2 separate regions of the Homo sapiens genome follow, and region 1 is linked to region 2. Evidence: chromatin loops called from intact Hi-C (ENCODE). Cell type or tissue: ascending aorta. All regions are shown on one strand. Each heading gives the region's core, and the rest is flanking DNA. Links, peaks and the distances in the headings are about the cores only. Region 1 overlaps MYH10 (myosin heavy chain 10). Region 2 holds the start of LOC102724262 (a long non-coding RNA gene).

What was found. A loop is a pair of places that touch in the nucleus more often than their neighbours do. Peaks named below come from ENCODE experiments on the same cell type or tissue, not always from the same donor. Only the 100,000 strongest peaks of a DNase experiment are listed, where the experiment ranks them.
Region 1: a loop joins it to region 2, with 2.4 times the contacts of the local background. A loop is called at or near these places in 1 of 110 quality-filtered maps.

Annotation. Positions count from the first base shown.
Region 1 is chr17:8,561,375-8,572,783 of GRCh38, reverse strand. It overlaps MYH10 (myosin heavy chain 10), which reads left to right. Exons shown (of 43, transcript NM_001256012.3): 7 at 2,972-3,064. It also overlaps the pseudogene RPS26P53. Among named protein-coding and RNA genes, the nearest start is that of MYH10, 64 kb to the left of the region's middle. In ascending aorta, for the core only: no CTCF peak of the experiment used is centred there; no DNase peak of the experiment used is centred there; H3K27ac peaks cover 7,014 bases.
Region 2 is chr17:8,498,497-8,509,905 of GRCh38, reverse strand. MYH10 (myosin heavy chain 10) reads left to right here. Exons shown (of 43, transcript NM_001256012.3): 25 at 1-94; 26 at 1,229-1,352; 27 at 3,417-3,588; 28 at 5,000-5,212; 29 at 8,936-9,080; 30 at 10,430-10,636. It overlaps LOC102724262 (a long non-coding RNA gene), which reads right to left and starts at 5,002. Exons shown (of 5, transcript XR_934210.3): 1 at 4,536-5,002; 2 at 2,767-3,715; 3 at 818-1,155. In ascending aorta, for the core only: no CTCF peak of the experiment used is centred there; DNase peaks (open chromatin) are centred at 5,925, 6,315 and 7,595; H3K27ac peaks cover 7,224 bases.

The sequences.
Region 1 (11,409 bases), core at 1,149-9,148, 64 kb before region 2:
TGTCCACAAATCCATTAGTAGGAGTGATACCATGACACTATCAATGTAGTGGGACCAGCAACAGGGACGGAGGAGTGCCTGAGTCCACCATTACCATGGTGACTCTGAGGACCCATAAATCTTCTTGCTGCCTTTGGCTCACCACCATCCCCTCCCCAAATAGTTCTAGAATTCTGGGTTCCAACCTTTTGGCTTCCCTGGGCCACACTGGAAGAAGAAAAATTGTCCTGAGCTATGCATAAAATACACTAACGATAGCTGATGAGCTATTTAAGAAAAAAAGGTTTGTGCATAATTTTCATGATATCCACCATCACAGATAAGCAAAAAATGTCCTCACATTTAAAGAGTTGGACACCCGTGGAACCTCTGATTATACATTCATTCAGCAAAGCATTTGCCAAGCATCATTTTGACCTGATACTGACCGAGTTAGGCACAGGGGATACAACCAGGTTACTTGAAGCCAACACAAGAAGAATAGAATCAGTGGATCTCTCTCTCTCTCTCTCTCTCTCTCTCACTCACACACACACACACACACACACACACACAGAGAGGAAAAGAAAAGAACCAATAGAAAATTTGACTCAAATAATCCTTTTAGCCATATCTAAGTAATATTAAAGTAAGATATGCATTACTGGTTTTACCTCCAAGTTAGGAAAACTCTTTAAAGATGGACTATCAAAGTCTTTTTCTTATGATTTGGTAGGATGGTGTGTGATTTTAAGGAATCCAAAGTCTAGCAGTAGATATTTAGTATTAAGGTAATGTCCCACTTACTAGAATGCCAGTGTTTTTCCAAGTTTCCACATTCTCATCACATAGATTGAATTAGGTTTAAAAAAAAAAAGGCTTTTAGAGACCCAAACAGTTAATGCAAAGTGAGTATACCAAGGGCTTTGCAAGATATTGGTCATAGGAATGCTGATGGAACTGACTGCTGACCCCGGGGGGGTGGAGGAAGGCAGTCTATCACCGAATAATGACTGACATTTTTAATTTTTATTTTTTATTTTTTGGAGATGAGTCTCTCGCTCTTTCTCCCAGGCTGGAGTGCAGTGGTGCGATCTCTGCTCATTGCAACCTCTGCCTCCTCGGTTCAAGCGATTCTCCTGCCTCAGGCACCCGCCACCACACCCGGCTAATTTTTCTGTATTTTTAGTAGAGACAGGTTTCACTGTGTTAGCCAGGATGGTCTCGATCTCCTGACTTCATGATCCGCCTGCCTTGGCCTCGCAAAGTTTTGGGATTACAGGCATAAGCCACCGCGCCTGGCCCCTGACTGGCATTTTTAACAATGGCTCTCAGTCATCAAAGTTGTTCAGGATACCATGCTTAAGACAGTTTGGCAGCATGTAATGGTTTAGAAAAATTTACAGCACGAGACCATCCTGGCTAACATGGTGAAACCCCGTCTCTACTAAAAATACAAAAAATTAGCCGGGCATGGTGGCGGGTGCCTGTAGTCCCAGCTACTCGGGAGGCTGAGGCAGGAGAATGGCATGAACCCAGGAGACGGAGTTTGCAGTGAGCCGAGATCGCGCCACTGCACTCCAGCCTGGGCGACAGAGTGAGTCTCCGTCTCAAAAAAAAAAAAACAAAAACTTTACAGGAAAAATAGTCTGGTAAGGGTTTTGAAGTGAGGAAAACAGAAGATTTGTTGTACAGGGAGGAAACTGTCTAATGCCAAGAAAATAAACCGATGCCATGTAATGACATCCACGTAGCTTGAGGTTCTTGACAAGACTGGTTCCTGACTGGCTTCAGTTGAACACGGTTGTAGATTGTAGTTAAGACCTATGAACATGCGGATAGTCCAGATCATGCTGTAATGGATGTAGGCAGAGCAGGTCCCCTTCCTGTGTAATGTGCCTGAGGAACACTTCCCCACCCTTTCAGCTGAGTGACAGTCCACACCAGGGCGGCGTGACAGAACTGTACGGATGACATATATTTGTTCTTTTTTTTGAATTTGATGGTGATGGAGTGCATCACATACCAAATGCCACTAATTTAAAAGCCTCATGTGAGGTTCTTTATATTCATCTTTTTTGCTTAGAGTATCGCATTTCCTAGCAGCTTTTATTTAGTTTTTCTTTAGGTCTAAAATACTGTGGGTATTTTAAAATATAGGGGTAAGATTTATGTTTGGAAAAAGCAGGTTTATTTAAGTCATAAAATATAATTCTGAAATTACATTCCAGAAACACAGCATCACTTCTGGTGCTTTTCATGGCCAGAAATGGCATCATGCTTTCTCATACAGCTTTCTATTGTGTTTCATGATTAAAGTACGTATTAATATATTTCCACCTTTTGTTTGTAAAATCTGTTTTATAGCCTAATTTACATATAAGTAAAGACACCAACTAAAGCAGACATTTTACCGAATCCTCTCTACTTAGCCTTTTAAATCTGAGCAAGTTAGCAGCATCAACGTCTTTACCATCCTCTGAAAGTGGAGGTGAAGACATTGCCCTGTCTATATGATAGAGATAGTATATGAAACTCCTTGGAAAACTGGAAAGTGCTACATCAATACAGTGGTAACTGTTAAATTAACTGCCTTAAAGTTTTCAAATAAGGCAGAGTTAAAATAAACAAGTATTAATATGTTCTTAATTGAAGTGTCGTGCTAAATTTCATTTCATGAAAGCCAGTCTGTTTTATTTTCAAAATTCTCTGCCTGATTTACGTGCCCCATGCTTAAGTTGATCTTCTCTGTTCAGCGTGACATTTTTTTCTCCTTGTGACCACTTTATAGATGCTAATTTTTTCCTTTAGTGGAGTCCATTATCATAACCAGGATTAAGAAGCCAACAAAAGTTGCTGGATGGCAGACAGAATGAAAGAACTGAGGAAAAGATGCAGTTTCTTTTTTAGAAATTTTTCCCCTGATGACTTGAGTAAAGACATTAGATTAACGTACATCTGCTTTTATTTGTGTGTGTGTAATGTCTTTTAGGGGGAACTTGAACGGCAGCTTTTGCAAGCAAATCCAATTCTGGAATCATTTGGAAATGCGAAGACTGTGAAAAATGATAACTCATCTCGTTTTGTAAGTTTCAAAGCACCAGAAGCTTTTAATTCCTTAGATTTCTAGTTAAATGTTTACTGTGATTAAGCAAATGAATTACTTTTCTTCCTAGATTTTAAGAAGCTAATAGATGTAGTTCTGTAGACATAATACAAGCTCACATGTAATTTTAAATTTTCTAGTAGTCACATTTGAAAAGAAAAAAGGTAATGTGTAAGTAACTTTCATCATTTTATCATACAGAAATGTATAACTCTGTCTTATTTTATGGATATGTAATTTAACCTCTCTGAGCTTATTTATCTTTGATTGGGCATGATAATAACACCTGTCAGTGGAATCGGAGTAGAGAATAAATGGTGTGCACGCTGAGCACTTAGCCCGGCACTATGCATAGTAAACATTCAACGCATTAGATGTGGTAAACTGACCTTTTCCTACCTTGCTATTTTCTGTGGGATTTGGACTTTGGAATAATTTGTCACTACTATGACTTCTCTTTAATTTTTTTTTTTTTTTGAGACAGGGTCTTGCTCTGTCACCCAGCCTGGAGTGCAGTGGCACAGTCATAGCTCACTGCAGCCACCAACTCCTGGTCTCAAGGCATCCTCCTTCCTCAGTCTCCCAAGGAGCCGGGACTACAGGCTCACGTTACTTCACCAGGCTAATTTAAAAGAGTAACTTTTTTTTTTTTAGAGACTAGGGTCTCACTATGTTGTCCAGTACTTTGGGAGGCTGAGGCAAGAGGATCGCTGGAAGCCTCAGCCTCCCAAAGTACTGGGATTACAGGAATGAGCCACCACACCCAGCCTAAAAATTCTCCTTAGCTATTCAACTTGAAAGCTTTACTTTCCTCCTCAGTTTGACTAGCTGTACCTGTTCACCTGAGAATGTTATCCTAAGTGATGGCCAGGTCTCTGTTACGTCAGAGACACTGCCCCTTTCCACCCCAGCTGCTCACCTTCAACACTGTCACAGCAAATCATCTCTAAACCCATATTCAACACAACGGACATTCCTCCAGTAAGTCTTTTGCCCTGGATTATGGTCATCAAGTTTCAGAAACCCCTTCCACTGTTAGATTGAAGAAGGACTTCATTGTTCAATTATTTCCACTTAAGTTGTTCAAATTAATTCTTCCCTTTTTTTTCTCCCTGCTCTGAAGTATTGGTAAAAGTCAAGAACGCCAGAGTAAGAGACCTCAGTTCTAGCAGTTCATTGATGGATAATTTGGGGGATCTAGTGTCGTCGTGACACGCTTTTTAAAATTGAGATAACATCATGGTCTGCACATTAATTTACCGATGGTGTGGTTGCTATGATTAGTGGAAGCGACCAGATTCAGGATCACAGAGGACCCAGCAAACACAAGGGCAACCATAAAGCCCTCTGGATTAGTTCACTAGGGCTGCGATATAAAAGTACCACAGACTGGGAGCAGCATAAACAATAGAAATGTACTTTTCCACAATTCTGGAGGCTAGATGTCTGAAGCAAGGTGTTGGCAGGATTGGTTTCTTCTGAGGCCTCTCATAACTGAACCCAAGTTCGGCTGCGTGCCACTTGAAAGCCACCCACGAGAGACGAGAGTTGGTGGGAGGAAAAGCAGGTTTATCTGGAGAGCCAGCAAACGAAGATGATGGTGGACTAGCGTCCCAGAGGACCCTCTGAAGTCAGAACACATTTTAGGCTGTTTTTATGTTAAGGCAGGGGGAAGGGGAGAGGGTTGGGATGAAGAGGTAACTGACGACCACAGACATCTGGGCGCCGGCAAGGGTCCAAGGAGGTTGGGAATATCCTTGTCCTTAGTCAAGTCACAGTGCTCTCATCAATCTTTAACGAAACATAGTTGTTCACACACTTCTCCTTTAATCTCAGAGTTAGTTTTAAAAACTACCTGATTGCTGTTTTTGCATATTATCTCAGTGCTCTAAAATTATCCTTGTCCATGTGCAGGAATGGGTAAAGGCCCCTTAAACAAAAATGGAGTTGGTTATGTTAGTTCTCTTGCTGATTCACTGTGCACTCTTTCTTTGGCTTATAGATGGTTGTATTCTCCCTATGTCTTCACGTGGCCTTCCCTCTGTGTGTGTCTGTGTCCTAATCTCTTCTTATGAGGACACCAATTATATTGAAGTAGGGTGCACCCTAATGACCCTTTTTTAATGTAATGACTTCTTTAAAGACCCTCTTCCTAATTACAGTTCCATCATGAGGTCCTGGGGGTTAGGACTTCAACACAGGAATTTGTGCAGGGACGCATTTCAGCCCATAGCACCTTCAGAGATAGTTTCAGTGCAAGACGCTTTCCAAGTTATGTAAGAAATAGGGATGTATTTTCTTGGAATATTGTTTATTCCCAGGAAGATAAAATTTGAAGATTCACTTAATCCAAGTTCATTTAGTAATTAATTTAGCTTTTTATGTGCAAAGTGGGTTAACAAATGTGCCTGTGTCAGTAGGAGGCATGCCTGTGACTTGACTCGTGGGTTTAGAAACGATCTGAGGAAACTGCATTCCTTCAGACTTTCCGTCACTCTCCTGGATCATCCCCATTGAGCCTGAGCCACAACTAAATCTGAAATTTTCCTACTGAAATGCCCTGTGTTTAGTGGCTATATCACAGGAAAGAAGGAACAGTGAGCTGCCAGCTTTGGTATGTGAATCTCCATCAAGATCTTCAAGGACTTCTTTGTGGAAAATTGTTTATCTTACCACAGAAATCAAGTTACTAATCTATTCTGTTTCCCCCACCCCCAGCCCTCAAACCATACCCTAAATTCAAGAGAGACAGTTTTGGTGCTCAGTGGCCCCGCTTTTTCCTGGAAAAGATAAATTGCTACTAAGCCGTCATTTGTGTCCTTGGGTAAAGAATGTAGTGGTTCTGTTACGAAGTGTAAGGATTTATCCCCCTGCCAGGGTGTGTTTCAACTCATTATTTTAGTGTTTGGACAGATATAATTCTATATTAGTTATCAGTTGCTACGTAACAAATGATCCTAAAACCTGGTGGCTTCAGGCATCGATTATCTCATGGTTTCTGTGTGTCAGAAAGTCAGTAGCAGCTTAGCTGGGTGACTCTGGCCCAGGGTCTCTTAGGAGGTCGTCACTGAGATGTTGGCTACAGCTGTAGTCATCTGAAGGCCTGACTGAGGTGGGAGGATCTCCTTCAAATCTTCCTCAGGTAGCTCTTGGTGGGAGGTCCCTATCCTACATGGCTCTTGGCTGGAGGCCTCAGTTCCTGGCTTTGGAGGCAGCCTCTCCATAGGGCTCCTTGAATGTTGCCATGACATGGCAGCCAGCTTCTCCCAGAGCAAGTGATCCAAGAGAAAGACAGAAGTTACACACTCTGCCTTGGAAATCACATGCCTTCTTCTATTGTCTTCTATTGGTTATACAAACCAACCCTGATACTGTGTGGGAGGGAACTGTGAATACCAGAGGTGGGGATCATTGAGGTGGTCTTGGCTATCATGGCTACTATGAATCCTTACAGTGATTTCCATCATTGATGTATGTAGGGTTTTAACCTGTAACTGGAGTGACTCTAGGTCAGTGGTTCTTAATTGGAGGTTCCCCAAGGGACGTTGGCGGTGTCTGGAGACATCTTTCTTTGTTTAACTGGGAGATTGGGTAGTGGTGTGCCACTGGCATCTAGTTGGTAGAGGCCAAGGATGCTGCTAAATACCATCCAATGCATGGCACAGTCCCCACCGCTTAGAATTATTGAGCCCAAAATACCAGTTATGCTAAGATCGAGAAACCCTGCTCTAGATCGTTCCTTCAAATTATAGTCTAAATTAAGGTAATTATTTTCTGAAATTTATTTGCAAAGTAATACATGAGTCTATTTAATGCTTGTTATGTATACATCCTATTCCAAAGGTTGACAATCAAGTCTGATAGAAACCTATTTTACATTCTGCTGGTAGGAAGAATTAGATTGTTTTCTAGCCACCTGGAAGCAGCACACAGGAAAGAAGCAGGAATTAGCCATTGAATCCAAATGTTCAACAAATGCTATTTCAGCTGAAGTGCCACCTTCCAAAGTGCCTGCACTACTATATAATAAGTGCATTCTAATATAGTAAAAGCTGATTTGTTTTTAGTAGAAAAAAGATTTTTTATTAGGGCATTGTTCTTAGACGTAGCTTTCAATTCGACCAAGAAACAGAGATATCTTTAAATTGTTTACTTTGGGCTTTAATTCTTAGAAAGTCAACTTTTATTGATACGTATTTTTTTTAGTAATAGTTTATTGCTATCTACTGTTATCATAAGGTGTTACCTACACAGTACTAAAACAAGTAGTTGATCTCAGTAGCTCCATTAAAAATAATTAGGTCCATTGATTAAATAATGTTCAGTTAAAATTCCCCTTTAATATTTATCTATTGGTGTTGGTTCTTGGGGTTTGAAAGAAACTGTTGTAGACTCATTTTTAAATTCAATTCTGTGTAATTTTGATGTTTGATTTGTTATTTAGTTCTTTTAATTATTAAGCACCTATTATTTGCCAGCCACTGTGCAGCTTAATTGATATCTCCAAATGGATGTCAATAGATTCTTGAAGTTTAACATATTCCAAATGAAAGTTTTTCCTTTCCTTTCAAAATTTGTTCCTTTATGTCTTACATCAATAGATGGTATTATGAAATCACCCAGTTGGTTAAACTTAAAATAAAAGCAATAGCAAAACCTAGAAAGACAAAATACCTAGGAATCAGCCTTTTTCTCATGGCCCACGTCCAGGCCAACAGTGAATCCTGTTGGTTAAACATCTAGAAGGTGTTTCAGATCTGTCCACATTTCTTCTCCTAACTAGCTAGTTAGTCTAAAACCATATCTGAGGATATTTCTTCTATTATTCTCTATCACAGTATCCTGTTTATTTCCCTCATGGCACCTATCACAAGCTGTAACTAATTACTTTGTGTATTTATTATCTTTCCTAGTAGAATGTCTAAGATCTTTGTCAGTAGGGACTTTGTATCTTTGGTTCCTAGCATAGTGCCCCACAGGTATATTTATGGATTTTATGGAATTCATTTACTGAAAATGTGGCAGACACTACAAAGTGCCATACACTCTTCCAGGCCCTGGGAATATACCAGTGGTCAAAACTAAGGTTCCCTAGCCCTGTAGAGCACACCTTCATATTGGTGTTAACTTTAATATGTTTTCAACGGCATGTCATGATGTTGTTGAGCTCGGGGAAGGTAGTGCATATGCTAGATCCTCTGAGAATATGCATGCCCCCATTTTAGAAGCAAGGGTAGAGAACATGAGGGAGGCAGTTGCTCCGTGGGCAGGCCAGGCCTTGGGTTGAGATCAATGTCATACCAAGAGTAGTACGATGTTAAAAAATGAGTTGTGTATACAGTGAAATTTCATGCAGTCATATTTATAAGCTACATGCTTACAGTGAAAATATTTGAGGCTATAAACTCCATAAGCTTTAGAATCCATTTGGTTCCATTTCTTTGATCTGATATAGACGACTAATTTCCTGAAGAATATCTTTTCTTTCAAAGATACTAGCATATGGTTTATATTAAAGGGATTCTTTATTTAGGAGAGCATTACCCTTAAGAAAATAATCGTTCACAGTTAGTCCAGTTCTCTGTTTATGGAGAAGTAAAATGCGTTCCAGATGGAGGAGATTTATGTAAAAAGAATCTCTCATAATGAAACTTTAAAAACAGGGACTTCAATTTCAAAATGATTGTTTGGATCAGCAGGTACATCTTCCCTCACAGAGTTTTAGTTAGAATCACTTTCTCTATTTCCACAAATCCTTCTTTTCTTTCCTTTTATTTTCTTTCTCTCTCTCTTTTTTTTTTTTTTTTCCAAGTTGACTTAAGCCAGGCTGGCAATTTCCAACTATTATGTACCTCTTGGTAGATAAGTATCCTCCAGCAGTTAAAGCTAGGTAAGGGCTCTAGGCATCCTCCTTACAGTTTGGCGACCAGGTTATAATGAAAGCACGTCCGGATTCTGCACCCTCATATCTATTTATCAAAAGGCAGTTGCTGAAAACAGTTTTGTAAGTTGCATGCAGCCCAGCTCTGTTTAATTTCTCTAACCAAACGTTTACCTGAAAGATTTACTGAGGCAAATGTGACAGTATCAGTGACAGAATATGGTCTGCACCAGGCAACCAGCATCTTCCAGATCACTGGCTGCACACAGCCATTTAGTATCAAGCTCTAGGAGCACCCCCAACAATACAGCCTCCTGGACTTGCTGGAGTCTCAACACTTGTTCCCTTGACCCCGGATTGGGGAGGGTCTATATATATCTTTCTTTGTTTTTATTTATGTATTTATCTTTTTTTAAGGCTCTATTTGAAGTTAATATATATCTCTTTCTAATCAGTCCATGGCTTAATGCCACTCATGTTACCCTAGTGATTTCTAATATCCATTATACTAAGTAATGAGGCCACTTAGTGCATGTGAAAACTCATTTTACTAACAACAAAGCTTCTGGTTTGGTTTGGAGATTAAGATAGCTAAAGCATTTAAGGTGGCCATCTGGCCTTTGGATTAAGTGCTAGCTCATTACTCCTAGAATGGATTTTCTCATTTAGGGCAAATAGCTAACACACATGCATAGCACCCTATCTGTGCTGATGTGTTTTAATGCATACTGCAGATCATGTAATAACTTTAGATGCCAAATTAAGAAGGGGGAAAATATGTTCAGAATATGAAACAAACCTGCATTGCCCCTAAATTAAGTTGCTAACTAATAACTAATCTAGTTTTAGTTACTATAGATACATTATAATCACCCCAGAAAAGATTCTAGAAATCGATGTCAATTCAGAACAAACAAAATTTTTGAAACTAATTAAGATAATTTTCATTTTATTTTCTTCAGGGTATGAAAATATCAAATATCCGGGTTTCCCTATTGCACATTTTGAGTGAAATCCTTAACAAGTTATATTTGATTATATATGAGAGAATTCTAGTTGTCTTTGCTGTTGAGAGCTCTCACAGTACACGTGTAATTTCACTTGTTTCTGGATTGGTATACAATAAGCGTTATCAAAATGTGTAGCTGTAATTAATACACAAGGTACTTGTCACGTTTTGGGGGTTTTCCATGCTTTTGTTTTTACTGGTGAAGTTCCGATTGAATATTCTAAGTACCATAATCTGACCTTTATGCAAATCAATTATGGAGTGGGCATTTTCGGCACAGATTTCTTCACATAATGTTTAAAGATAGCGTTCCCACTTAAAAGTAAAACTCGTATTTTCCAATTTAGTCTAGATGTGTGTTTCAATAAAAATGTTAATTCTGAAAGTATTTATTATAGATGTGAGGAGAAAGCTTTTTTAACTTTTAACAGATATTCTCTCCCCTCGGCCTGCCGCCAAGGAAGAAAGAAAAGTCACCTTTGCTTATCTGGCCAAGTGGCCAACACTCAAGTGACGTCAGGTCCCATGGCCTGCATCTTACCTGATTTGCCAGCGTATCCAACATGAAGGGGAATAATCTAAGTCCTAGATCACTTGGGGATATTCAGTAAAGTTTTTCATTTTTGCTTCTGAAATTTCACTTTGTCAGGTTGTCAAAGTGCTTGGCTATGTCTTGTAAAATATCTGAGTATGAGTGTCATTTAGCTAGAAAGTTGATAATTTTCAACTTCATAAGGTTTTTGTTTTGTTAAAGTGTTTTTAAAATAGAATACATGTTAGTGCTTTGGCTTATAACTGAGATTTATTGGTTACCAAATATATTTTCAGAAATACCGTTCTCTTTTGCCTCCTTCCACACCACAGGCCCCTGCAGCCCTGTCTCCTTCATCATTGTTCTCCATGCATCTCTTCTTTCACTGCTCTTTGCTTGGCCCTTTGCATCTAGCCGAAAGATATTTCACTGGCACTCACTATCATGGCTAGTGCCACTATGGACCCTAGGTGTGAAAAGGACACCAAGCTAGGGAACTGATGAGGAATAGAGTGTTGCATGTTGGTGACTTTGCTTATTTATCTAAGTAAGTGACCACATGTCTGAATTATTTTGGAACATTTCTCTACAGCTCACCTGTTCAGAGGCCCCAAATCTTTTTTTTTTTTTTTTAAGTACAATTTCCATTTTATTTTTCTCCAGAGAATAGTCTGTCTTCAGTCTTTAAGAACTCAGCTCCTTACATGGGCTTTGGTGGGAGACATGGGGCAGCACCCGCAGGTCTAAATCGGGGTGGGGGTGTTCGGTCCTTGCGGGCTTCACGAGATCGATTCCTGACTACTTTGCTGTGAATTGCACAACTCACACGGTAATGTAGCTTCACACACAGCTTGGGAAGCACATAGGCATCGAAGACACTTGCTTCAGAATGCCCCTGACTG
Region 2 (11,409 bases), core at 2,288-10,287:
GCTGCAGCTGGAAAAGGTGACAGCAGAGGCCAAGATCAAGAAGATGGAAGAGGAGATTCTGCTTCTCGAGGACCAAAATTCCAAGTTCATCAAAGTAAGAGAGTGTTCCCACAAAAAGCTGATTTTAGTTACAGAAAATATTTATATAATATTATGTTGATACACTCATTGAAAGTGAACTCAAACAGAAATTTCTCAAGATTTTAGGTTCATTTACTGAATTTTCTCTGTAAGTCTCTACTTGTATAGATTTCTAAAGATACAGGCACCATTGAATTTTTTAAACCTTATCAAATATCCTGATAATCTTTTAGACTTGTAACATGTGCAGTTTGTGCATAATGGTCACTCAATGATGACTTGTCTCCATCTGTGCAAGCATTAATTCATCCACCATTGACTGTGGGACTCTGAATACCAGGCAGCTGGGCCAAGCTCCCGGGGTGGGCACCAAGACGTGTAAGCCTTTCTGCCCTTTTGGAGTACAGTCGTGTGTTGTTTAACGATGAGGACACATTCTGGGAAATGCATTGTGAAGTTATTTTATCCTCGTACAAACATCATAGAGTGTATGGACACAAACTAGATGGTAGAGCCTGCTATACACCTAGACCAGACGCTGGGCTGATTGCATCTAGGCCACACACTTGTACAGCATGTTACTGTCCTGAATACTGTAGGCAGTTGGAACACAGTGCTAATAAGTACTTGTGTATCTAAACATATCCACACAAAAGTCCAGTAAAAATATGATAGAAAAGGTACGGTAAAAATGATAGAAAAGATTTAAAATGGCACACCTCTATTGGGCACTCACCATGAACGGAGCTTGCAGGACTGGAAGCTGCTCTGGGTGAGTCAGTGAGTGAGCGCTGAGTGAATGTGAAGGCCTAGGACATTGCTGTACATGACTGCAGACTTTATCAACATGGCACACTGAGGCTGCAGTACATTTATTTTAAAAATAGAGTAATTGCACTGTGGTGTTATGACAGCTCTCGATGAAGTTTTCAGCTCCATGATCATCTTAGGAGACCACTGTCGTGTATCCGGTTCATCATTGTCCAAAACATCGTTCTGCAGCATGTGATTGTGTACAGTCTGCTGGGGGAGGCAGTGCCGATAGAACTTATTTTCTCTCGAGTCAAAGTTGACCTTTATGAGGAATACAGAACCCAAGTGGTCATTCTGAATGGCTTTTCTGAAGCAGTCAATTTTTCCTGTCCAGGAAAAGAAACTCATGGAAGATCGCATTGCTGAGTGTTCCTCTCAGCTGGCTGAAGAGGAAGAAAAGGCGAAAAACTTGGCCAAAATCAGGAATAAGCAAGAAGTGATGATCTCAGATTTAGAAGGTTAGTATTTGGGGCTAGAGAAATCAGGGACTAGGACATGTGAGTGTTTAGCTTTTACTGTAATCAGAACATGCAAAAATAAAAAATATACATGATGATTACTAATAATAAGGACCTTCAGTTTGGGTTGACTTATTAAAATAGGTCCCTTGGCTGGGCACGGTGTCTCAGGCCTGTAATCCTAGCACTTTGGGAGGCTGAGGCAGGAGGATCTCATGAGGCCAGGAGTTTAAGACCAGCCTGGGCAGCATAGTGAGACTCCATCTCTACAAAAAATTTACAAATTAGCCTGGCGTAGTGGTGCACATCTATAGTCCCAGCTACTTGGAAGCTGAGGCAGAAGGATTGCTTGCGCCCAGGAGCTCACCAGAGTGAGCTGTGATCGTGGGGTGACAGAGGCAGCAGAATTGCTTGTGCCCAGGAGCTCACTGTAGTGAGCTATGATCATGCAACCGCACTACAGCCTGGGTAACACAGCGAGACCCTGTATTTAAAACATAATAAAAAGGGCTCTTAAGATTATTTTGTGTTGCCTTGAAATGATGATAAAATGGTTTTCCTTTTTCTTTTTCTTTTTTTTTAAGATGGAGTTTCACTCTTGTTGCCCAGGCTGGAGTGCAGTGGCGCAATCTTGGCTCACTGCAACCTCCATCTCCCGCGTTCAAGCAATTCTCTTGCCTCAGCCTCCCAAGTAGCGGGGATTACAGGCATGCACCAACCACACCTGGCTAATTTTGTATTTTTAGTAGAGATGGGGTTTCACCATGTTGGTCAGGCTGGTCTCAAACTCCTGACCTTAGGTGATCCACCCACCTTGGCCTCCCAGAGTGCTGGGATTACAGGCGTGAGCCATGGCGCCAGGCCTGGTTTTCCTTTTTTAACTTTGGTACTGTGGTAAAAGATACTGTTCTTTGGTGGGCATGGTTGGGGTTATATTGTTTGGGTCCTACAGACCATTGTGTTTAATCTAAAGCTGTATTAAAGTGCCCACAAAGTACCTCACAAAGGGACTGGCCAGTGACATAAAAGCTGGCAGATACAGAGAAGACACTACTGAGGGCCAAGCCACAGTGTAATATCAGGAAATCCTAGGACATTACAGCTTCTGCAAAAGCAATAAGAAAAGAGGATGGAAGTTGGAAAGAGCAGCTAGAGACTGGTACCATCACCAGGGGGAGGGAGCTCTGTGCAGGCGCCTGCAGGCAGGTGCCCACTCTTGGTTAATGTGTGCGTTTATGATAGGAAGACGATGGGGTTGGCTTTTAAAAAATATTTGGGGTTTTATTTGTTTGTTTGTTTTAGTATAAACAAAAGAGGGCATGTCAGTATGAAATTACTTTCATAAACCATTTGTACTAGTATATGGTTCTTCTGCTGAGGAAGTACCCATAAGCACATGTGCTTTTTTACTCACCTGTTTGATCAGCCTGTGACACTCGGTCTCATCCTCTCAGCAAATTGGTTCCTGGTGGAGAACACAAAGGCATACAGGTTGTTGTGAGGAAATAAATCATTCAGTGAAATAGATCACTAGGGCTAACTGAGAGATCACTGCAGAATTTTAGAGGGGAGGGTGGAGAAAAGGCCTGGCCCTCTCTGCCCACTCTTCTGTCTCCTCTCTCCCAGTACTCGAGGATGGCAGTTTTCTTGGTTCAGAACAGGGGTTCCCATGGAAAAGGGAATGGGGTGACAGGCAGCTACGATTGCTGCCCCAGCACCTGCTGAGCCACTTTGCAAACCTGGGTACAGTGATGTGTTTGACATGAGAGGATTCCAGCTCCCTTCGGCTCTCACAGTGTGGTCTCACCTCCCATGAAAGGACATTCTTAGGACACTCAACTTCTTCCTTAAAATTCCCTCCCCACACTAATTTATCTCCCCTCCAGATCTCGGTGGGTTTGAAATGACTGAGCAGTTGACATCAGCGCATGACCATGTCATCAGGGCAGTGACATGCTTTTGAATAAAATGGCTTATTTTCAACTTGGATCAGTCTGTATTTTAGTTTATTCCTGTGGTGAGTCACTCGGTGTGTTGAAGAGCTTCTTATGTCTTACCTTAAAGAACGCTTAAAGAAGGAAGAAAAGACTCGTCAGGAACTGGAAAAGGCCAAAAGAAAACTCGACGGGGAGACGACCGACCTGCAGGACCAGATCGCAGAGCTGCAGGCGCAGATTGATGAGCTCAAGCTGCAGCTGGCCAAGAAGGAGGAGGAGCTGCAGGGCGCACTGGCCAGGTCTGCAGCCCAGCAGCTGCGCTGCACGGGAGCCCATGGGGCTGAGTTTCAGCAGACTTTGTTATGTTCGGGAGCATTCAAAAACCCTGGGAGAGTGAGATGGGGTTTGCTTGCTGTTTGGTGTGACCTGAGAAAGTGAAAAGCCCAGGCGTACAGAATTTGTGTCAGGACAGCAAGAAAGTCTCATAAACCATCTCAATATTTATACTTTAAAATGACAAATTATATTATGAAACCCTTGGAAATTCACACCAGAACAAATTATTTCACTATAACAAATGTTTTGGTCTCTGTACATTACAGATTAACTGTAGTATGTTTTATTTATTTTTTTTTTTTGAATGGAGTCTCACTCTGTCACCCAGGCTGGAGTGCAGTGGTGCAATCTCAGCTCACTGCAAACTCCACTTCCTGGGTTCAAGCAATTCTCGTGCCTCAGCCTCCCGACTAGCTGGGATTACACGTGTGCACCACCACACTGGCTAATTTTTGTATTTTTAGTAGAGATGGGGTTCCACCATGTTGGTCAGGCTGGTCCCAAACTCCTGACCCCAAGTGATCCACCTGACTTGGCCTCCCAAAGTGCTGGGATTACAGGCGTGAGCCACCTCACCCAGCCTGTAGTATGTTTTAGAACTTGAAGGGAAATCACTTTTCAAAAATTATATTTCTCCACTGAGAGCATGATTCAATAATCAGTTCTAAACCATTCAGTTTAGAATGCAAATCAGATGTAATAAATATATGTCTAATGTTTCATTTCTTTATAAAGAATAACTATTTGGCTACATGGTTGTAATACTTGGAGTTTATAATGTGTTACAATCAAAATCTTTCAAGAAAAATCTCCCTTACCTCAAACATCCCAACTATTCCCAATCAGAAAAATCTTCCAACATTTTAAACCACAGACATAAACAAAAAGATGCCCTATGGAAGAGAGGCACCTGGAGGGTATGAGGATGAGAGCCTCTTTCTTCTACTGTGTTCTTTGAGCATCCCTGGTTTGGCTGGGTTCCGGTGTGATGAGGAGGTCACTCCTTCATAGTTAGAAGCAGATTTTTAACTATAACAGCCTTTGACTTCAGAGAAAATGTTTTCATATTCTAAGGGCTAAAGTAAGAGTGTCCTACCTTTTAATGGAGAAGCATGGTCGTTTGGAAAGGGGGCTGGGGCTGGAATCTAGTTCTGGCTCTGCCACCATTAGCTTTGGGGCCTTCAGCAAGGCCTCTACCTGAGAACCTCCTCCTGCCCTAGCAGGTGCTGAGCATCTGCACCAGCCTCAGGCCCCAGGAGGAGGGATGTGGGGCTGGGGTCTCGTGGAGAGGTGCTCAGGGGCTGGGGCTCGCCTGAGAAACAGGCCATCCGGGTGCCATCTCTGAGTGCCTCTTGCGCCTGGGTGTTTTAACAGAGGTGATGATGAAACACTCCATAAGAACAATGCCCTTAAAGTTGTGCGAGAGCTACAAGCCCAAATTGCTGAACTTCAGGAAGACTTTGAATCCGAGAAGGCTTCACGGAACAAGGCCGAAAAGCAGAAAAGGGACTTGAGTGAGGAACTGGAAGCTCTGAAAACAGAGCTGGAGGACACGCTGGACACCACGGCAGCCCAGCAGGAACTACGGTGAGTGTGGGAGAGGAAGCAGGGCCCGGGCGCCTGCCGACCTCTCCACCGAGCCCGTGCAGAAATGCCTGGTGTGCTTGCTATCTTTGGGAGGTGGTGTGCTTTTCCTTGTGATGGCAGGTGGAACGGTGATTAAATGGTAATGGTTAGAAACAGACCAGCCTATGGGTAGAAATACCTGTGCAGGGGTGGGTGGGTAAACCAGCAGACTGAGGGACACAGAGGGAGATGGATGTGATCGGAAAAGCTGTGGTCAGTGATGGATATCTAGGGGGAGAGAGTGACAACTACACAGAGCAGGGGGCAGTGAAAAGAGATTTAGATAGATAGGACCAGAGGGAGAAGGGTAAACACAGGAATAGGAGGAGATACCCAGGAGGCCAGGCACACATGCTGGCAGTGCTAGGTGGTGTGAACGGTGTAGGTAACCAGCTGAAAAGGGAAGGGTGCCTTCACAAGGGTGAGAAGAAGGCTGGTGCACGCACTGGGACAGAGTGTGCAGTGGGCAGAGGCATATGCAGCATCATGAGCCAGCAGCCAGGGCGGGCATGAAAAAAGTGACGAGCATAGGTGAACATGGCCAGAGAAGGCTCCTGGGTAGAAAGCTGCAGTGTGGCAGCCCACGAGTCGCAGGAGAGCCTTAGCAGTGAGCCGGTACGCAGGCCTGGAGGTGCTGGCCTGCGGCTCCCACGGACTCATAGGTGTCATCACTGTGGAGAGCAGCATGGGGGGTGTGCCAGCTTGCTGTCCTGGCAGAGGCCATCTGCTCCCTCCCAGACTCACACTGCCAAGTGCCTCAGGGCCACCCCAGGAGTCCTAGCCAGAAGGGAACCCTCGTGCCTTGGCTGGCTGCAGGCACACCTGCTGGCTCTTCCAGGGTATGAATGATGGAAAGGATAGCCCATCACCCTGGGGAGTTGCTGAGGCCTGGAATAAAGCAAGAAGGAGAGAGGGAATTGTTTATGAATGCAAGTGTGGCCAGAGAGGCAGAAAATGACCCAGAGCAACCAGGAGGGAAACAGGTTGTGGTGAAAACCAGTGCGTTTCCCCAGAGGACAAGGATGTCATCAGCTGGGTCCACCCAGCAGCTGGAAACCTGGGCACTTGGTCGTGGAAAGAATGACATCATGGTGTCCACAGGGCAGGCCGGCTCGATAGAGCAGTGAGACTGAGGTCAGATGGTGGGTGTGGGGAGGCTCTCCGTGCTGGAGAACAGAGGGGTGAGCCTTGGAATGTTTGCCATGATCCTAGCCATGAATATGTACAGCTATGGCAGCCGGACAGAGGTTGGTTGGTTTTTGTCTTCAGCTTTTACCCAGAGAGAGGAAAAACCCCATCTGAGCCAGGCATGGTTCGAGGCTTCCTACCCCACTTTTTTATTTTATTTTATTTTTTATTTTATATTTTTTTGAGACGGAGTTTCGCTCTTGTTGCCCAGGCCGGAGCACGATGGTGCGATCTCGGCTCACTGCAACCTCCGCCTCCCGGGTTCAAACGATTTTCCTGCCTCAGCCTCCCGAGTAGCTGGGATTACAGGCATGTGCCACCACGCCCGGCTAATTTTGTATTTTTTGGTAGAGATGGGGTTTCTCCATGTTAGTCAGGCTGGTCGCAAACTCCCGACCTCAGGTGATCCGCCCGCCTTGGCCTCCCAAAGTGCTGGGATTACAGGCGTGAGCCACCGCGCCCAGCCCTTACCCCACTTCAGCAGAGTAACTGCTTTTAGTAGTTTAAGTCCTGGGCTTCTCTTTGACATATCTGCTTTTTTAAAATCTAGAAACCACTGAACTAGACTTGGCTGAACTCTCCACTCCCAGCTGGGCTTTTGACTGCAATAGAAAATAAGGTTCTGATCATTTTTCCATCCAACCCTTGCAAAAAACTAAATGCGCATATTTATTAAAACCATGCCTGTGCTCAGCTGTAGCACTCACTGATTCCGTTTTGCCTGCAGCTCAGACATGTCCTCCATTCTTGCTAAGGACCCTTAGAGAACACAAACCACCCCACCTGGGCCCTGGTTCTTCCCATGATTAGTATAAAGTAACAGTGAGTCTTCTGCAGACTCACTGGCATTTTCACTCTCTTAAGGACTTTTGATGAAAAACTGAAAGAAATGGGGTTGTTCAGCCTGGAGAAGAGAAGATGAAGGTTTCCTTTGACCACTGGATTTAAGTAGGGATGAGGAACACACACACACACACACACACACAACTATTTTCCCAAAAGACAACGTGCTGCTAGTAGGAGAGATTTCCCTGTAGTGAGCTGAAACAATCTCGATGGGAGCCTTGCAGAGGACAGGACCAGACCAGCACGTCTTTGACCTCTGGCTGAGCCAGTGGAACTTGGGGCTGAGCTAGGCTGGACCACAAAGAATCCTTAGTGATTCCTTCTGGCTGGGCTACATGCGACCATGGAGCTGGCAGCCACCAGGCCCTGTTCTCTTGGCACAGGGATCTCTCAGCCAGCCCCTGCAGATCTCGTGACTCCATGAGAAGAGAGGAAAAGAGAGGTGAAGAGAGGGATGATGTGTCCACACGGGAATCAGTGTGTAAATCACTGTTCTAAGTTGTGACATGTTATAAAGTATAGAGCAAGTTTGCTAGCAGTGTGCTTCAGGATTAGTGTGAGGTTGTAGCTAATTCAACAGTGCTAATATAGGTCTTAGCAGGAGTGCTGTTTACCTGACTGGCTTCAGTCTTCATCAAGCTCGTGCTTAAACACGGTGCTCAGATTAACAAATTTAGAGGGACTCGCCATGAGAAGTAAGATCTCTTTTAGACAGTGAATAACTCTGGTTATTCAAGTTACCCTGTATTTGTTACAGCCAATTTTAAAAATATTAGAAAGCCATGGAAAGATATTTAATGCTAATGTGATCTTCATACCGTAAAGTGCAGGTTAGATAAAACCACAGTTTATGTCAGAACATTCCAATTCTCTGGCCATAGACCTGCTGTGTTCTCATATCAAACATCAGAGACCCTTTCTGAACCCTTTGAGCTGCCTTTTAATTTTCCTGCCCCTCCAAAAGATAATGCCCTCCTCCCCAACCTTAAGCCATTTCCTGGTAGAATTTTGGGAGGATGTTAGTTAATTGCGGCTTCTTCACATGGACGCTAAGAGTCTTGCTTTGTTACACTGCAACGTCCTGATTCATTTGGCCTTTGTCACCCCTTCACTTTTGAAAATCTCTGGGAGACTCCCTTTTTCCAGTTTTATTCAAGTCTGTTGGGGCTATGGCAGGCAGTTTGGCATCTTGTGTTAACCAATTCCTGACCTCCGGTGAAACCAGACTACCCAGAACAATTTGAAGACCCCTAGGGATGTCACCCTGTGTCTTGATAAGCCAGACATGGCATGGAAGTTGCACTGGTTGTTTGTTTTTTTGGTTTTTTTTTAAAGATAGGGTCTCACTCGCCCAGGCTGGCGTGCAGTGGCGCAATCATAGCTCATTGTAGCCTCAACCTCCCAGGCTCAAGCGATCCACCTTAGCCTCCCAAATTGCCGGGGTTATAGGCATGAACCACTACTCAGCTCTCTAGGAGGATTTCTGATATCACAGTAATAGACCTGCCAGCCTACTGGAAATAGCACATCAAGTATTTATTAAGGGAATTTATGTAATATTTAAAACAAAAACAGTACTTTTTCAAAAAGAAAATGTGTTTTTAATCAGTCAGCTAATTCTGATCTCTCTTAAAAAATGTCCTTCTCTAGTACAAAACGTGAACAAGAAGTGGCAGAGCTGAAGAAAGCTCTTGAGGAGGAAACTAAGAACCATGAAGCTCAAATCCAGGACATGAGACAAAGACACGCAACAGCCCTGGAGGAGCTCTCAGAGCAGCTGGAACAGGCCAAGCGGGTAAGGGAGGCCCTGCCGTGTGCTGTGGCCTGGAGAAAGTCTGTCGTCAGAGCCACTCCCATCCTATCTGCCCGTTCTGTTCAGTCATGTATTGATTAGGCTCCAGCCTCTGTACGTCACTGAGTGGGCTGCTGGGTACCCAGTTGCCAAGACAGGAGCGGCTTTCAGAAAACACACTGTCTCCTTAGGAAGAAAAGCCAGATGCAAGTGCATGGATCCAGCCACCATCTCAAACCACACAGTCCTCCCCAGTGTCTCTTCTCACTAAACCCTTCTCCCAGTGGCTTCACTCAAAACCCCGAATGGTTTGAAAGTCATTCTTCCCTAACTTGTCTGCTGCCAGTAAGTCACACGTCCTGCCGATGTTCCCCTTCAGGGGTTCCTGACATTCATCTCTCCCTTCTTGTCCTTCCCTGCCTGTGATCTCACCTCAGCCACCAAACACAGTGTTGGCTTTCATTCATTGTTCCCGCTTCTGTATCTCAGACACAGGCTTTCCGTTCTCCTGAAACTTAATTTCATGTGCCCTGTGACTCACGCCACCCTCCTGTGCAGACTGGCCTCCATGACTTCCCATAATCATCCTTGCCTTTGTGACTTGGTTCTTGCTCCAGTTTCTCCATCTTTCTGTTCTTTGCCTAGCCACATGCCACCTTTTAATTTAGACAATGACAATATTAGCATTTACGGAACATTTATGTTTGTGTCAAGTACTGTGCTAAGTACCCTACACGAGTTGCCTTCCTTAATCTTTGCTACAACCCTGTGGCACAGTCTCCTATAATTCCCATTTAAAAGACAAGGAAACTGAGGTCCAGTGGTGTTAGGTAATTAAGCCAGGGTCACACAGCTGGTTCGTGGAAAGGCAGCTTGAAGCCAGACAGTCTGGCCCAGATTCCCATGTGACCACCTTACTACACCCAATCTTGTCCCTGAGGCAGGATGTCATTGGAGATACATCCTGTTGTGGCCACCCCTGCACCAAGGGTGCCTGCTCATGTTAGTAAGTGTAAAACAATTCTTTACACTAACAACACTTTTTTATACAGAGGACAGTGTGAGTGATGACTCTGCAGACAGGACACACCTGGCATGGACAAGGCTAATTACTTAGCACAGTGAGCCCCTAAATATCTGCATCTGCTCCTCGGAGCAGTGTGTACGCGTGTGTTCCTTACGTAGAAATCCTCACACTCAGAGAACAGCAAACATTTTCATTCATTCATTCAACAGATGTTGACTACAGACTCACTGTGTGTTAGGCACAATTCTGCAGACTCAAAAAGCAGTCCTCTGTATGGAGTTTTAGAAAATAACTAGTGAATTATGTTTTCCCTTCCGTCTCCTAGTTCAAAGCAAATCTAGAGAAGAACAAGCAGGGCCTGGAGACAGATAACAAGGAGCTGGCGTGTGAGGTGAAGGTCCTGCAGCAGGTCAAGGCTGAGTCTGAGCACAAGAGGAAGAAGCTCGACGCGCAGGTCCAGGAGCTCCATGCCAAGGTCTCTGAAGGCGACAGGCTCAGGGTGGAGCTGGCGGAGAAAGCAAGTAAGCTGCAGGTAAGCCAGAAACCTCCGCTCTACACACGTCCCACTGTAGCATGTCCCTAATTTACCATTGTATCCCTCTGTGCAATAAGAGACCCATGGCCAATGTGCTGTGCGACACCTGAAAATTGCTATCCAGTAAATACATCGAGTCTTAGGTGTCCCTAGTGTCTATTACTTTGATGAAGTTAAATAATATTTATTTTAAGAAGAACACAGCATGATTGGACTTGATCAGTTCCACTCTGAATTGTGTTTATAGTTGCTTAACAGTTTTAAGCACTTCAGCTTCTCCATTAGTCCAGTAAATAAGAGAATAGGAACAATGGGCCAAAAAAATTATACTTCACATTGGCAAAGATTTACGAGAGTTTTATTTTTTACACTGCTGGTATAAATTAGTGCAACCTTTTTTTTTGTTTTTGTTTTTGTTTGAGACAGAGTCTCGCTCTGTTGCCCAGGCTGGAGTGCAGTGGCGCAATCTCTGCTCACTGCACCCTCTGTCTCCCGGGTTCACACTATTCTCCTGCCTCAGTCTCCCGAGTAGCTGGGACTACAGGCACCCGCCACCATGTCCGGCTAATTTTTTGAATTTTTTAGTAGAGACGGGGTTTCACCACGTTAGCCAGGATGGTCTCAATCTCCTGACCTCGTGATCCGCCCCCCTCAGCCTCCCAAAGTGCTGGGATTACAGGCCTGAGCTACTGTGCACAGCCTAGTGCAACCTCTTCTAAAGGACAGTTTGGCAGTCTTAGATCACGAGCCTTAAAACTGTGAGTATCCTT